Regions from separate parts of the Homo sapiens genome. Here region 1 is linked to region 2. Evidence: chromatin contacts called from ENCODE Hi-C or POLR2A ChIA-PET data. All regions are on one chromosome and are shown on one strand. The core of a region is the stretch at or near the end of the contact, and the rest is flanking DNA. Distances in the headings are between cores, read along the strand shown. Region 1 holds the start of SLC25A39 (solute carrier family 25 member 39). Region 2 holds the start of GPATCH8 (G-patch domain containing 8).

The links. Hi-C counts contacts between places; a loop is a spot of excess contacts on that map. ChIA-PET counts read pairs that join two places held with the same protein, here RNA polymerase II (POLR2A). Pooled maps may share reads with other maps.
Region 1: a loop to region 2 is called in a pooled map, with 11 times the contacts of the local background. The contact joins the promoter of SLC25A39 here to the promoter of GPATCH8 in region 2. A Hi-C loop is called at or near these places in 5 of 37 single-sample maps with no recorded cell type and 14 of 50 pooled maps. POLR2A ChIA-PET finds 5 or more read pairs at or near these places in 5 of 52 experiments (BJ, CD4-positive, alpha-beta T cell, HCT116 and 2 more).

Annotation. Positions count from the first base shown.
Region 1 is chr17:44,323,211-44,326,611 of GRCh38, forward strand. It overlaps SLC25A39 (solute carrier family 25 member 39), which reads right to left and starts at 1,613. Exons shown (of 12, transcript NM_001143780.3): 1 at 1,501-1,613; 2 at 268-367; 3 at 74-133. The coding sequence starts at 352. It overlaps LOC124904009 (a long non-coding RNA gene), which reads left to right and starts at 2,243. Exons shown (of 2, transcript XR_007065768.1): 1 at 2,243-2,411. RefSeq lists silencers at 1,156-1,375, 1,396-1,825, enhancers at 1,926-2,115, 2,276-2,355, 2,406-2,465, 2,536-3,387, 2,646-2,695 and 1 more and a cis regulatory region at 3,360-3,401.
Region 2 is chr17:44,501,606-44,504,908 of GRCh38, forward strand. GPATCH8 (G-patch domain containing 8) reads right to left here and starts at 1,801. Exons shown (of 8, transcript NM_001002909.4): 1 at 1,721-1,801. The coding sequence starts at 1,765. RefSeq lists an enhancer at 1,535-1,634 and a silencer at 1,735-2,084.

The DNA.
Region 1 (3,401 bases), core at 363-2,862, 180 kb before region 2:
CCACGGCCAGCCTCTGGGAGATCTTTCTTTTGCCCAGGCACCACCCCTCACTAGTTCCAGGTCAGGTACTCACCGCTGGCCATGGAGGGCCGCTGAGACTGCAGGCGAACCTTCACCACGTCCAGGGGTGTCACTGGGGGAGGAAGCGGGTCTGAAGGCTCCTTTCAGGACCCCACCCCTAGGACTCCTCCCCCAGGACCACACAGCCTCCAATCTCCGGTCTGCCCCATCCCCACCCGCCCCCACCCCACCTCCCCTAGGTCTTACTGAAGAGAGAGGTAACCACAGCCCCGGTGCCTGAGGCCACCATTTGCTGGAGGGGGCTGATGCCCGCAGGGTCCTGGTCAGCCATCTTGAAGCTTCAGTCCTGAAAACCAAACCTCAAACAGACCACAACTCCAGGGATGGCAGGAAAGGAGGCTGGGCCACTGTGAGACTTTTGTTTTGAGACGGCGTCTCGCTCTGCGCACTGTTGCCAGGCTGGAGTGCAGTGGCACCATCTTGGCTCACTGCAACATCCACCCCCGTTCAAGCGGTTCTCTTGCTTCAGCCTCCCAAGTAGCTGGGACTACAGGCGCGCACCACCACGCCTAGTTAATTTTTGCATTTTTAGTAGAGACAGGGTTTCACCATGTTGGCCAAGATGATCTCGATCTCCTGACCTCGTGATCCGCCCGCCTCAGCCTCCCAAAGCACTGGGATTACAGGCGTGAGCCACCGCACCCGGCCCACTGTGAGACTTTAACCCAACCCTCATCCACCGCCCTCGAAACATCTGTTGCCTCAACAACCCTGGCAATGACCTCTAAAGCAGGGACTGTCCGCCCCCCTCCGCCGGGGAAAACTAAGGCTCGGGGAGACGAGGTGGCCTGCCCAAGGTCACTCAGGAGTGGTTCCGAAGGAAGCTAGGGTGCCAGACCTATCGCTCGAATGCAGTAGGAGCCAGGGTCCTTCCCTCGTCCACCTCGCACGTGTCCACTGCGCACCTCCTACGTGCAGGCGCGGATTTGGCCCTCGTGGCCCCAAAATCAGAGTACCTGTGCTGCCCCCACAGCCCCCACTCCAGCACCAAGGCCCCGGGCAGGCACCTGAGAGCCCAAGTTACTGGGCGTGGAGGGACGGCCGGGCATCGAGGGTGACGTGTAAACAGATCCGGTGACCAAGAAGGGCCCGTCGCCTCCTCAGGACTGCGGGCTGGGATGCCCGGCCCTCCCCGCCCGGCCGGACGGGCCAGACCCGGGGCCCGGAGAGAAAGAGCAGTCTCTGGGTTCCCGCCCCAAAATGCAGGCCCGGGGCGCAGCCGGGAGAGCGGGAAGTAGGAACGTAGGACCAGGACGTCTCCCCGACCCTCGGCGACACTCCCGGCCCCGAACGGCGGAGAGCCGCCAGGTGAGGGGGACCACGCCAGCTCGACGGCCCCAGCACCTGCCCTGGCTCGCACGGCCGCCCGGAGACCCCCGCTTCCGTCTCCGCCCCCAGCCCCGGCCCAGTGCCGCCTACCTGGCTCTAGGCTGGTGCTCGTGCGGCGCGGCGCCCAGGGTCAGGCGGGCCCATACCGGCTCCGCCGCCTGTGCGCGGTCCGCGCGCGCTCGCAGCGCACCTAGGCCGACGCCGAAAGCAGCCAAGGGGGCCCCGCCCCTACACCGCGCCACGAGGCCCCGCCCGCCGCGGGCCGACCAGCCGCAAGCCCGGAGTGTCCCCGGCTCCGCCCACTCGCGTCTCCGCCCGGACCTGCGACGGTCCCGCCCCCTTGACGGGGCCGCGCGGGCGAGTTCCATGCCTGTCCAGCGCTGAGAGCTGCCGGCCAACTTCGCGGTCTCCACGTCGCGCTTAACGTGGCAGCAGCACGCACTTCCAGCATCTTTTTTTAGACAGCATCTTTTTCAGCCTCGCTCTGTCGCCGAGGCTGGAGGGCAGTGGCGCGATCTAGGCTCACTGCAGCCTTGACCTCCCGGGTTCAAGCGATCCTCCTGCCTCAGCCTCCGGAGTAGCTGGGACCACAGGCGCGCGCCGCCACGCCCGGCTGGTTTGTTACTTTTATTTTTGTCTCCCTATTTTGCCCAGGCTAGTCTGGAACTCCTGGGCTCAAGCGATCCGCCCACCTCGGTCTTCGAAAGTGCTGGGATTCCAGGCGTGAGCCGCCGCGCCGGCCTTAACAGCGCATTTTCACCAGCCCCGCCCCGGCCGCGCGCGGCACTGGAAACCCCAGCGCCTTCTGGACGGCGAGGGTGACGCACTGGCCCTCTTCCTCGGTGTCCTCAGGTGCGTGGCGGCGGCAGTGAGAATGAGTTCTTCGAGATCGCCGGGAGACCACACAATAACGACGAAGTTACTTGCCGGGCTACCCGCCGAGACTTGAAAACTTCGCGGCGACTTCTCTCGCCGGCCTTAGCATCGCCCCCATTTTTCAGGTTACAGGACAGGCCTGCAACTGCAAAACGCTTTGTAAACCACAGGGCCCCGCGCGGGTGTGCGCCACTGGGTTAGCTGAGCTGCAGCCCGGGCCGGGCGGGCTGGGACGTGAGCAAGCCGGGGGAGACGGGAGAGCCATGGGGAGCCAGATCCCACCTTCGCGTGACCTTGGGCAAATCACAACCTCGCCTAAGGCCCGGAATGACTCTGCGCGGAGAGGAAGAGCACTGAGTGCGGGAGGGCATCGACGTTTTGGTGTTGGTTGCTCTCGTATCGTGATTTCTTCTGAGTCTCAAAACTCTTTGCAGTAGGTTATTGTTGAAATAGATTACCACAGGCCGGGCGCGGTGGCTCACGCCTGTAATCCAGCACTTTAGGAGGCCGAGGCGGGCGGATCACTTGAAGTCAGGAGTTCGAGACCAGCCTGGCCAACATGGTGAAACCCCGTCTCTACTAAAAATACAAAAGTAGCCGGGCATGATGGCTGGCGCCTGTAATCCCAGCTACTCGGGAGGCTGAGGCAGGAGAATCGCTTGAACCCGGCCGGCGGAGGTTGCAGTGAGCCGAGATCGCACCACTGCATTCCAGCCTGGGCAACAGAGTAACACTCCGTCTCAAAAAAAAAGGCCGGGCGCAGTGGCTTACGCCTGTAATCCCAGCCTTTTTGGAGGCCGAGGCGGGCGGATCACCAGAGGTCAGGAGTTCGAGAGCAGCCTGACCAACATGGTGAAACCTCGTCTCTACTAAAAATACAAAAAATTAGCCGGGCGTGGTGGCGCATGCCAGTAATCCCAGCCACTCGAGAGGCTGAGGCAGGAGAATCGCTTAAACCCGGAAGGCGGAGGTTGCGGTGAGCCGAGACTGCGCCATTGCACTCCAGCCTGGGCAACAAGAGCGAAACTCCGTCTGAAAAAGAAATAGATTACCCCGTTTTACAGAAAGTGAAACTGAGGCTCGACGTGAAGAGCCGGAGATTCGAACCGGCCGGG
Region 2 (3,303 bases), core at 551-3,050:
TACAGGCTAACCCCCTGAATGTTTTTCAGGAAACAGCATTCACACTCTGCTATCCACAATTTTCAAAATCTTCATTAAAGGCCCTGAAAATCCTGTTTGCTAAGCCTGCTGGAATTCTGTGGTTGACAGTCATCTTCCCTCAAAACTTAACTGTCCATATTATCTATTTTCGATTTTATTAGGTCACCTTGAGATTATTCTCTCCTCTGAAAAGCATTTGCGGGCTTTAGTTATCAGTATGTCTCTACCGGTAATTTAAAAATCAATAAAGCTCATACACCTTGCAGCCAACTCATATTTTATAGTGCTTGCTAATATATATATATGTGTGTATATATATATATTTCTCAGGGATCAAAAGGCTAACATGAACTGCTTCAAACTTTGGTGAATCTGCATTATATCCTTAGAACATCCTGAGACTCTCCTGTATTGTGCTGCAGCTATACAGCAGGCGCATGATCACAAGGCTTTTTAACAGCCCCCAGATCCCTTACTGCTGCAAAACTTCTCATAAGCGTTCTATGTACTAGACTGTTAACAGTGCTGAGTTAAAATTGTTAAACTGCTTTACCTATTTATTTACCAATCCTATCATCTCAGGGAATTCAAACTCTTTAAACTGCCTTCTGAAACACATCTAGAGTGCTTTCGTACTGCTTTGAGTAGGATCTGCAGCGGGATAAAAACTTGAGTTCTGAGATTCATCCCGACCCAAATTGCAGTTGCCAGGATATGCGGTAGTAATGCAGTGTTTTTTTTTTTTTTTTGAGACTCTACGGATGTATTTTACCTAGAAATAGCCAATCTCTACTAAATCCCTTTTAGTCTTCGAGATTTCCGCGGTAACAATTTCAACAGAAAGGTATTTTCAACAGCGAAAAAACAAGTTATTCTAATTTGGCCTTTATTTTTTACTCAATAGAGCTTGCCATCGTAAGGGCATTTTTCCATACTAACATTTGCAATTGAAGAAAGAAAAATCAAGCTTTTGGCACTAGTGACCCCATGCGTGGACGGCCTATTATCATCACGCTTCTCACAAATCTTTCGAGATAGGATTTGAGGTTAGGCTCACATCGGATCATAGTCCAGTAACTTACTGCTTTCCAAGCCCAATTAACAGCCTAATAACAGCAACACTTATGCCCCGCGAAATCTCAATGTATGACTAACCAATAAGGCGTCTGATAGCGAAGGCAACCTTTTCCCAGGTAAGGAAGAGGAAAAGCAGACAATGAAAGGAATTGATTTATCACAGTGAAGAAAGAAAAGAGAAGGACCCCAAAAGGATCCGTGAGAGCAAAATCCCGGGGTTCGGAAGCCTTGGCCTCAGCAATACTCTCCCCCAAGCCCTCTCAGCCCAACCCAACCACCCCTCTTGTCCCCTGGGAGCCAGCCCTTCGCCGGCACAGATCGGGCAGACCTGGAGGGCACAGCCCCTCACACGGCGCTCAGGCCCGGTTCCGAAATCCGATGCCAAACAGGCGGAAGCCGCAAGCCCCGCGGCCTGAGTTTCAGGGGTAAGAGAATGCGGGTGCGAGGAGATGCGGCCTCCCTCAAGCCGGGAGGCCTCTTGAGAAAGCAGAGACGGGAGAAGAGCGAGCTGGTTCGCAAGTCGGAGCAAAACTGGAAGGAAAGAGGGCTGGGAGCCGGAGATGAAGGAGGTTCTGGGCTAGACCAGCGCCTTCCCCGCATCCTCGGCGACGCCCGTGTTTACCTGAAAGTCTCGGTCTTCGTTGAAGCGGGAGAAGCGGTCCGCCATTTTGCCGCCTTCACTCCTCTCAGGACGACGCTCTCCGGTTCGCTCCTTCCCTCCTGCGACACCCACCCCTCCCCGGTTCCCCGCCTCCTCCCACGCCCACCGGGCGCGCGCAGCCGAGGGAGGGAGCGAGAATGCGCGTCCTGACGGGAGCCCCGCGGCGCAGGCGCCTGCCAGCCCTGGAGGCTGACCCTTCCCTCTAGCCCCTGCTCCGCGCGCGACCCGGAGCGACCCCGGTGGCCGCGCGTGCGCACTCCCGCCCGAGAGCCGCGAGAGCTTCCGGAGGGAAAGGTCAGAGGGGGCACCGTGCGGACAAATCTGGATGTTTTGCTGTTGCTCACTTCCGGGTGTCTTTTCTCACTGTTGCTTCCCCGTGTGCGCAGAAGTCCATCGTCTTCACTAAATAGCAGCATAATGTTGGGCCGAAAGCGCGACCTTAGAGCCAGACTGCTTAGCTTCGAATCTCAGCTCACCCTGAGGATTCAACGGTGAACGAGACAGGAATGATCTCCTCTTATGGGGATTTCATTCCAGTGGAAGAACTCACATAACTCGTAAAATAAATATTTTTAAATATCAACAAGTGCCACAAAAAAGTAAAACTGGCCACAGTGCTGAGAGGGACAGTCTCTGAAAGGACCTTTGACCGAGGCACAGCGAGGAGCCTACAGCATTGGGGCATAGGGAACGTTAGACCCAAAGGCCCAAAGACTGCAAGGAGCTTGACTTCGAGCCATCCTTTGAGAGAAGTATTTCACAAGGGACCGAAGTTGATCCAGATCGACTAAAGCTCTCTGGGCTTCAGTTTCCTTTTTATACAATAGGGAAATTGGATTCAGTAATCTCTGATGCTCCTGCCTAGCGCTGACTATGAGAGTCAAGAATCGGATTTTTCCATCCCTTCTGAGGACCTCACCCAGTGCTCCAGGACTCTTAGCCAAAATACATAAAACACATAGAAGGGTGGCAGGACTTCTCTCCTTTTGAAAAGAGTAGTTGACAGAAATCACACAATGGAAAAATGGGTCTTACCCTGCCCTGAAAGAGTCAAATGGAATGTAATTTTTTGAGGAAGGGTGTGTATTTTCTAGCTGTTACCCTTTGCCCCACCCATGCTTCAGCCTACGCTTCCATCTAAGGGGAGGCAGGGCACACAGAATTCAAACATTGTATTCTTTTTTTTTTTTTTTTTTTGAGACGGAGTCTCGCACTGTCGCCGGAGTACAGTGGCGCAATCTCGGCTCACTGCAACCTCCGCCTCCCAGGTTCAAGAGATTCTCCTGCCTCAGCCACCCTAGTAGCTGGGATTACAGGCGCCCACCACTAAGCCCAGCTCATTTGTTTTTTTTTTTTTTTGAAAAGGAGTCTCACTCTGTCGCCCAGGCTGGAGTGCAGTGGCGCGATCTCGGCTCACTGCAAGCTCCGCCTTCCGGGTTCACGCCATTCTCCTGCCTCAGCCTCCCGAGTAGCTGGGACTACAGGCGCCCGCCACCAAGCCCGGCTAATTTTTTGTATTTTTAGTAGAGACGGGGTTTCACCGT